3 separate regions of the Mus musculus genome follow, and all the other regions are linked to region 2. Evidence: chromatin loops called from intact Hi-C (ENCODE). Cell type or tissue: left cerebral cortex. All regions are shown on one strand.

What was found. A loop is a pair of places that touch in the nucleus more often than their neighbours do. Peaks named below come from ENCODE experiments on the same cell type or tissue, not always from the same donor. Only the 100,000 strongest peaks of a DNase experiment are listed, where the experiment ranks them.
Region 1: it touches region 2 in a loop (4-fold over the local background); 2 of 42 quality-filtered maps call a loop at or near these places.
Region 3: a loop joins it to region 2, with 3 times the contacts of the local background. A loop is called at or near these places in 2 of 42 quality-filtered maps.

Annotation. Positions count from the first base shown.
Region 1 is chr11:99,643,540-99,646,039 of GRCm38, reverse strand. It overlaps Krtap4-7 (keratin associated protein 4-7), which reads left to right and starts at 1,951. Exons shown (of 1, transcript NM_029613.1): 1 at 1,951-2,500. The coding sequence starts at 2,005. In left cerebral cortex, no CTCF peak of the experiment used is centred here; a DNase peak (open chromatin) is centred at 1,493.
Region 2 is chr11:99,463,568-99,466,067 of GRCm38, reverse strand. No RefSeq gene overlaps it. Among named protein-coding and RNA genes, the nearest start is that of Krt20, 27 kb to the right of the region's middle. In left cerebral cortex, a CTCF peak has its summit at 1,085 (motif pointing left); DNase peaks (open chromatin) are centred at 784 and 1,084; H3K27ac peaks cover 378 bases.
Region 3 is chr11:99,631,686-99,634,185 of GRCm38, reverse strand. Krtap4-2 (keratin associated protein 4-2) reads left to right here. Exons shown (of 1, transcript NM_026807.2): 1 at 1-72. Among named protein-coding and RNA genes, the nearest start is that of Krtap4-2, 2.1 kb to the left of the region's middle. In left cerebral cortex, no CTCF peak of the experiment used is centred here; DNase peaks (open chromatin) are centred at 264, 672 and 1,418.

The sequences.
Region 1 (2,500 bases), 180 kb before region 2:
ATGTGAGTTTCCATCGAGATTCTAAAACCCATCAAGTTAATGAATATTGTACATCACACCAAGTGTGATGATGACGTGATAATACATATCTATAAATGCTCGCCTCAAGAGACAAAGTCTGGAGCTGAGACAGAAGGAAGGACCATCCAGAGACTGCCCCACCCGGGGATCCACTTCATAAACAACCACCAAACCCAGTCACTAGGCAGATACCAACAAGAGCCTGCTGACAGGAGCCTGATATAGCTGTCTCCTCTGAAGCTCTGCCAGTGCCCGGCAAATACAAAACTGGATGCTCACAGTCATCCATTGGACGAAGCACAAGGTCCCCAATGAAGGAGCCAGAGAAATACCCAGTGAGCCAAAGGGAACTGAAGCCCCATAGAAGGAACATCAATATGAAGTAACCAGTACCCTCAGAGCTCCTTGGAACTATACCACCAATCAAAGAAATGACATGGTGGAACTTGTGGCTCTAGCTATATATGTAGCAAAGGATGGCCTAGTCAGTCATCAATGGGAGGAGAGGACCTTGGTCCCGTGAAGGTTCTATGCCCCAGTATAGGGGAATGCCAGAACTAGGAATGGGAGTGGGTGGGTTGGGGAGCAGGGAGAGGGGGGAGGGGATAGGGAATTTTTGGAGGGGAAACTAGGAAAGGGGATAACATTTAAAATGTAAATAAAGAAAATATCTAATAAAGAGTTACCATTTGGGACAAGACAGTTGAACACATTCATATTAAAGTCATATGGGCTCAAGTTGGGCTCTTCCCAGTATAAAGACAAGCAAGTGGAGAAGTTTAATTTCCCATAAACTAATACAATAATGCCAGAGAAAACACTGGGGAGGGAAGAGAGAGGGGCTGCTGATTGACCTGAAGTAAAAAGAACTTTCTGGAAAGAAGCTGAAGAAGGTCCATTCTAAGGAGATGGAACAGGGCAACTGAAGGTATAAAAATTAATACAATATCTTCTCAGTGGACTACTGAAGGCTATAACAACTTTAACTGACTTCTGCATGAGCTGTAGTGACGTGATGCCTTGTAGATTCTATGGAAAGTAAACTCACTACAATGACCACAAAGCACGAACAGGAGATCTTGGAGCGTGGCCAGCGCTCACTAACAGTGATGATTCCTGTGATCTTGCTCTTCACTGATAAGTACATGAGATATGAATATGTGACTCTTGGTCTGGATCCTGGTCTTCAGAACTTTACCTTTGTGTCAGAATTCCCTTTGTAACATAGCATACTTTAGTGTTAGGAAAACAAGCAAAACTACTATGCGCTCATTTTCCAGGTAGAGTATCTCAAACCCATAATTATTGAAAGAGTGGCAGGGAAGGATTTTTGCATGGAACTTTTTTTTCTTTTATAGAAAGCAGAATCCACTGCATATGCTGGCTTATCAGGAGACAGATGAAACCCATTCATATTCCATATGCCACACACAGAGAGGATCCCTAGGGGGAGAAGTTGGCTCCTTAAACGAGTCTTTGGCATTGAATAATGCTCATAAAATGCTAACCATGTGGGTACAATAATTACAGCTATGAATATACTTGTCCCTGATTGTATACAAGTAACTGCACCGATGCTCTACCAGGCAATAGATTAAGCTTATCCACAGAAAAGGAGCCATTCTCAAAATATTATCAGGCAATCGTAAGTGACACATGTATTGTGTGCTAGTTTCAGTTTAGAAGGTACATAGGCAGAAATAGAAGCACGAGTGTCATTTCACACGCCTTAATTCAATGAATCATAAGAATGTAGGAAAAGAAAATGATGCCCTTTCTAAACATTGGGATATTTAACCTTGTAAACATGATTATGCTTTAATAGCACTAATTAATTTCCTGGTTAGGAAAACAAGGAAGGGAGCTTTGCTCATGGTAACACCACTTGCTGAGCAGAGTATAAAAGGGAATACCAGCCCGGAGACCTTCAGATCCTCAAATCACTCTCTCAGAAACCCACCCAGAACCTCCACCTCTAACACCATGGTCAGCTCCTGTTGTGGCTCTGTCTGCTCTGAGGAGGGCTGTAGCCAAGGCTGCTGCCAGCCCAGCTGCTGTGTGTCCAGCTGCTGCAGGCCTCAGTGCTGCCAGTCTGTGTGCTGCCAGCCCACCTGCTGCCGCCCCAGCTGCTGCATCTCCAGCTGCTGTCGCCCCAGCTGCTGTAGGCCCAGTTGCTGCAGGCCCAGCTGCTGTGTGTCCAGCTGCTGCAGACCCCAGTGCTGCCAGTCTGCGTGCTGCCAGCCCACCTGCTGCCGCCCCAGCTGCTGCCGCCCCAGCTGCTGCATCTCCAGCTGCTGCCAACCATCTTGTGGTGGTTCTAGCTGCTGTGGCTCCAGCTGCTGCCGCCCTTGCTGCCGCCCCTGTTGCCGCCCCTGCTGCTGTCTGAGACCAGTCTGCGGTCAGGTCTGCTGCCAAACCACTTGCTACCGCCCCACTTGTGTCATCTCCACCTGCCCTCGCCCCATGTGCTGTGCCACCC
Region 2 (2,500 bases):
ATGCACTTAGGGACATTTGGCACCAGGAAAGAGGTTGAACTGGGGGGATCTGATCAGTGACTTCACTAGAATAGAGTTCCTGTTTATAAAGAATGTAAAATAACAGCTAGGTAGGGGTGTTGACTGGTTTTGAACATCTGTAGGTGTCTGTAGGTGAAGGAGTGACTGAAGTGGGCATAACGTTTGTTAAGACACAGTGACCCACTTACATGTCATCCATGACAGATTGTGCAAGGGCAGAGTTACAGACCTGTTTCTTTGACCCCAGAGATTTTTAAATATTTACCTCCAGGGACCAGGTGTGATGAGTGGCTCATGCCTACAATCCTGGTCTTCAGGAGGCAGAGACAGAAGGATCACTGTGAGCCTGAGGCTAGCCTGGGCTACAAAATGACATAGTGAGTTCCAGGCCAGTTCATACACACACACACACACACACACACATATGCATACATATACATATATATTCATACATATATGAAAATAAAAATTACCATCAGGCCTGTAACTTTTGCGGAAAAGGAGTCCCAACCTCTGCTGTGGTTGGGAGAGCAGAACTAACTGGGTTAAAATCACAGCAGGGTAATTAGGCCTCTCTCAATAACTCTGCCCTGGGAAAAGTGGACCATCTCTTAGTAAAGCAAAAAGGGGCTTTGATCCTTCACAGCCGACTAAATGGAAGCAAAGGCACTTTGCAGACTACCTAAAGAGGTTAGAATTGGTGCAATCACTTAAAAGATTTTTAAAATGTCTGAATCATTCTCCTCACCCCACTCCACCCCATCCCTGCTGCTAACCCAGGGCAAAAATTTTAAATAGTCAAAAGAGACCATGGGCAGTTTTCTTTTAAAACTGTATAGTTTTCTTCAATCCCTTTCCAGACTCATGGTCAACTATTGCTCATCATGGTGTTTTTCGCAAGATGCTAATTTGAACAGAGTAAAAAGGTCGGGAGGTGAGTCAGAAACTGGATTTTTTTTTTTTTTTTTTTTTTTTTTTTTTTTTTTTTTTTTATCCCCAGCAACCTGGAAGGGGTTGCTTCAGGTTAGCCTCTGTTAGAGAGAAAGAGCAAGAGCGACCCCTGCTGGCCAAAGAGGCAAGGCACGCTTTTTCCTTCTTCAAGGTGCAAATTTGAAGTCAAATTAATCTCCATGTCATCACATAAAAGACCTCAGGGATTATACTGACTGTATCCTGTGAACGATGGCAAAAAATGGCCACCAGGACATAACTAGGCCTTCTCTTATCTCCGTTGAGCCTGCATGACACCACCTCACAGAACATGAAGTCCTGTGTGTGACAGGGAACACTTTAACAGTTATTTGAACTGGAATTCTAGCCAAAGATCTTTCTCAAAATAAATGGAGCCCTATGAGACAGCAGATGTTCTGTCCCCTCCAATCCATAATAAGGACAGCTTCATATTACTCTACTTCATCATAGTTAGTCCATCCACAAAGGACAGAGCTGACCAGGTCAGTGGGAAGGGGTGATGTCAGGGCAGGCTTAACCTATTCCCTGGTGGGCACAGTGATTGAAAACAAATGGCCACTCTGGTCTCACAATGTGTTCAGGGCCTCCTCTGAGCCCATCTGATTGGAGAATAAGCTAGAAACTTTCAGTAGCTTTCTCTCTTTCTTTTCTCTCTCTCTCTCTCTCTCTCTCTCTCTCTCTCTCTCTCTCACACACACACACACACACACACACACACACACACACACACACACTGGGCCACTCAGCTCCCTGAGATCATTACAATATAAGAGACTTCTTTTCCTTTTAACACCGGTGCCCTAATAAGAAGCTTCTGGAAAAGTTAAAGGATATTTAAAGTCATGCTTTTACCATCCCCTCACTCTCTGGGAGTCAGCAGACAAACAGTGCTTGCTAACAGGTGCAGACGAAAATCAGGTGACCAGAACCATGAGCTCCCCATGGTGACAGTGCCACACAGGTCAGGTGGCAGCTGAGGCTTGGAGCCAGAGCAGACACAGGCAGTGTTACAGGGACAGGGACTTCTGATTTCAACGTGGGAGAACCCCAAAACTAGTATTGCTGAAAAGATAAACTAAGACTTGACTCGTTCATTGTCTGAGTTCTGCATCAAAACCCAGTGCAACCGGGTTTCCTGGTCCCAATGCCCTACATCATAGGCATCCCCACTGGCACGTTTCCAGAGGTCTGTCAAACCCAGGAAACATTTAAAGTAAAATACTAAGATAATGCGAACATAACAGCAATCACTCAACACCCTTAATAAGCTTGGCAGGACTTTGGAGACTAGCCTCGACTAATCTGAGGACAAGATTCGGAGAGACTTGGAGTCCATGCTCTGGATGGATCTAGTACTTTGCTGTGTTTGTTAAAACATCTAGAGTGCCTTCCGATAACAGTTTCTGGGCTCAGGAGTACAAAGTAGCATGGTGTTATCCTTTCTCAGATTTGAAAATAATCCAACTTAACCCATCGTCCAGTACAAAAACTATACACATGACCAATA
Region 3 (2,500 bases), 170 kb before region 2:
GCTTTTGCAAAGATTTTTCATACTTTACTACTTCTGTGTAACAAAAATAAACATCCAACACAAGGATAATAAAAATTGAATGCGACTGCTTCTTTCTTTAAAAATATATATGTAAATATGTTAAAAAATCAAAAAAAGAGGGTGAGTGAAATGGTACAGTGGATAAAGGCAGTTAGTTAATTAACAAACCTGCTGATCAGAGCTGTAAACCTGGCAATCACGGGGTGGGAGGAGACTGACTACCATGAGTGGTTCTCTGAGTACATGCATGCTGTGGCAACTGCAAACACACACACACACACACACACACACACACACACAGAGTGGGGGGGGGGATTAAAATTTAAAAAGAGAGAAAGAAACCTTGAAGCCTTTGCATATGTTTCCTGGGTAAATGTATTTTTTTTAATCTTAGTTAAATAGTTAGTTACCTAGCTATTTATTGAGATTGTATTTTAATTATGACATTTCTCCTTCCAAATCCTTCCATATATCCCACCTTACTCTCCTTCAAATCTACTGCCTCTCTTTTCAGCAGTTGTTGCACACACATATTCCCAGATATAGGTTGAGCCTACTACCAAAAACCACAGCCAATCATTCTGCAGAGTTGTGGAGCACAGTCCCAACAGATACATCTATAAAAAACATTCCCTCACCCACAGCTCAGGGAACATTGTGGAAGAGAAGATGGAAAGATTTTAAGAAATAGAGGATCAGGGAATTTGCTGTGAGATTGTGTCTCCTAGTAACATCAAAAACTACACCCAAAAATCTCACAAACTTCTGCCCACGTGAGAATTGTATTTTGGTACACTTAAAAAGCAGAGCACACCCCCATCAGTTGCAGAGCTCCATTCATTTTCGTGGCCATCTAGCCATCTCTCCTGTCCTTCCCCTCACCTGAACCCGAAACCCCCACTCCTCTCCCCCAACTCCCCTCCCTGTCAGTCCCCTCCCTCCATCTGCCTCTTATGAATATTTTATTTCCCCTTCTAAGTGAGATTCAAGCTTCCTCATTTGGCCTTCCTTCTTGTTTAGCTTCTTTTTGTCTGTGGAGTGTACCATGGTACCTGTATTTTATGGCTAATATCCACTTATCAGTGAGTACATACCATGCATGCCCTTTTGGGACTAGATTAGCTCACTCAGGATGATATTCTCAAGTTTCATCCATTTGCCTGCAAAATTCACGATGTCTTGGTTTTCATTAGCTGAATAGTATTCCATTGTGTAAATGAACCACATTTTCTTTATCCATTCTTCAGTTGAGGGACATCTAGGCTGTTACCAGTTTCTGGCTATTATGAATAAATCTTCTGTGAACATAGTTGAGGAAGTGTCTTTGTGAAATGTTGGGGCATCTTTTGGGTATATGCCCAGGAGTGGTATAGCTGAGTCTTGAGGTAGTTTTGCTTGCAGACAGGAGCATATTGTGCTCTGAGAGGCTTCACGCGGCAGCTGACTCAGACAGATACAGACACCCATAGCCAAACAGTGGATGGAGCTTGGGGACTCTTATGGAAGAATAGGAAGAAGAATTGCAGAGCCCAAAGGGGATAGGAACTCCATGTGAAAACCAACAGAGTCAACAGAGACCCTTGGAGCTCTCAGAGTCTGAACCACCAATCAAAGAACAAACACAGGCTGGACCTAGGCTTGCCCCACTCATATGTACCAGATGCGCAGCTTGACCTTCATGTGGGTCCTGAACAACTAGAGTGGGGAGTATCCCAAAAGCTGTTGCCTATGTGAGGGATATGTTCTAGCTGGGCTGTCTTGTCTGGCCTCAGTGGGAGAGGCAGCACCTAGCCTCACAGACACCTGAAGAGCTAGGGTAGCAAGGATACCAAAGGGGCCTGCCCCCCACCTGCTCAATGGAAAAAGGGAGGGGGAGAATTGAGGAAGGACTGTGGGAGAGGGTGATCAGAGGAGGGCAGTGAGTGGGCTGTAAAGTAAATTTAAAAAAAAAAGCAGACAACATATATGAGTCAAACTTCTGAGAGAAATGCGTGTTGATCACTCCCTCGTTTTCTCTAGAAAGTCTTCTTTGTTTCAGATAAATTAATTGCTTGGTAGTTTTTTTTTAGGGGAGTAGGATTAAAAATGATGAAGCAGCCGTGAGTACATAACAGGGAGAATTATCTAGGAAGACTGCACACAGCCCACATGACCTTTCAGACTTCAATGTTGAGGGAATTAAACACAACCAGTGGTCAGCTTAGCAATATCATTATATGTTCTACTCCAGAGTCAAGTGTGGTAAGCCTGTGTCCACATCCAGGCTTCACCGGGGGCAGATTATCAGTGGGACATACATCCTTCTGCATAGAAAGACCATCTCTGAGGCAGACAGGTAATGTGGATGAAAACTGGGCAGAACTCATTGCAGTTGCTGAAGGTGGTGACATTTCCCCAAGGCTGCCCCTTTCCCGGGTGGCATGATCAAAAAGCACATTTCCCTCCCGAATTTAGACGTGCTTCAAACACGTCATTCCAT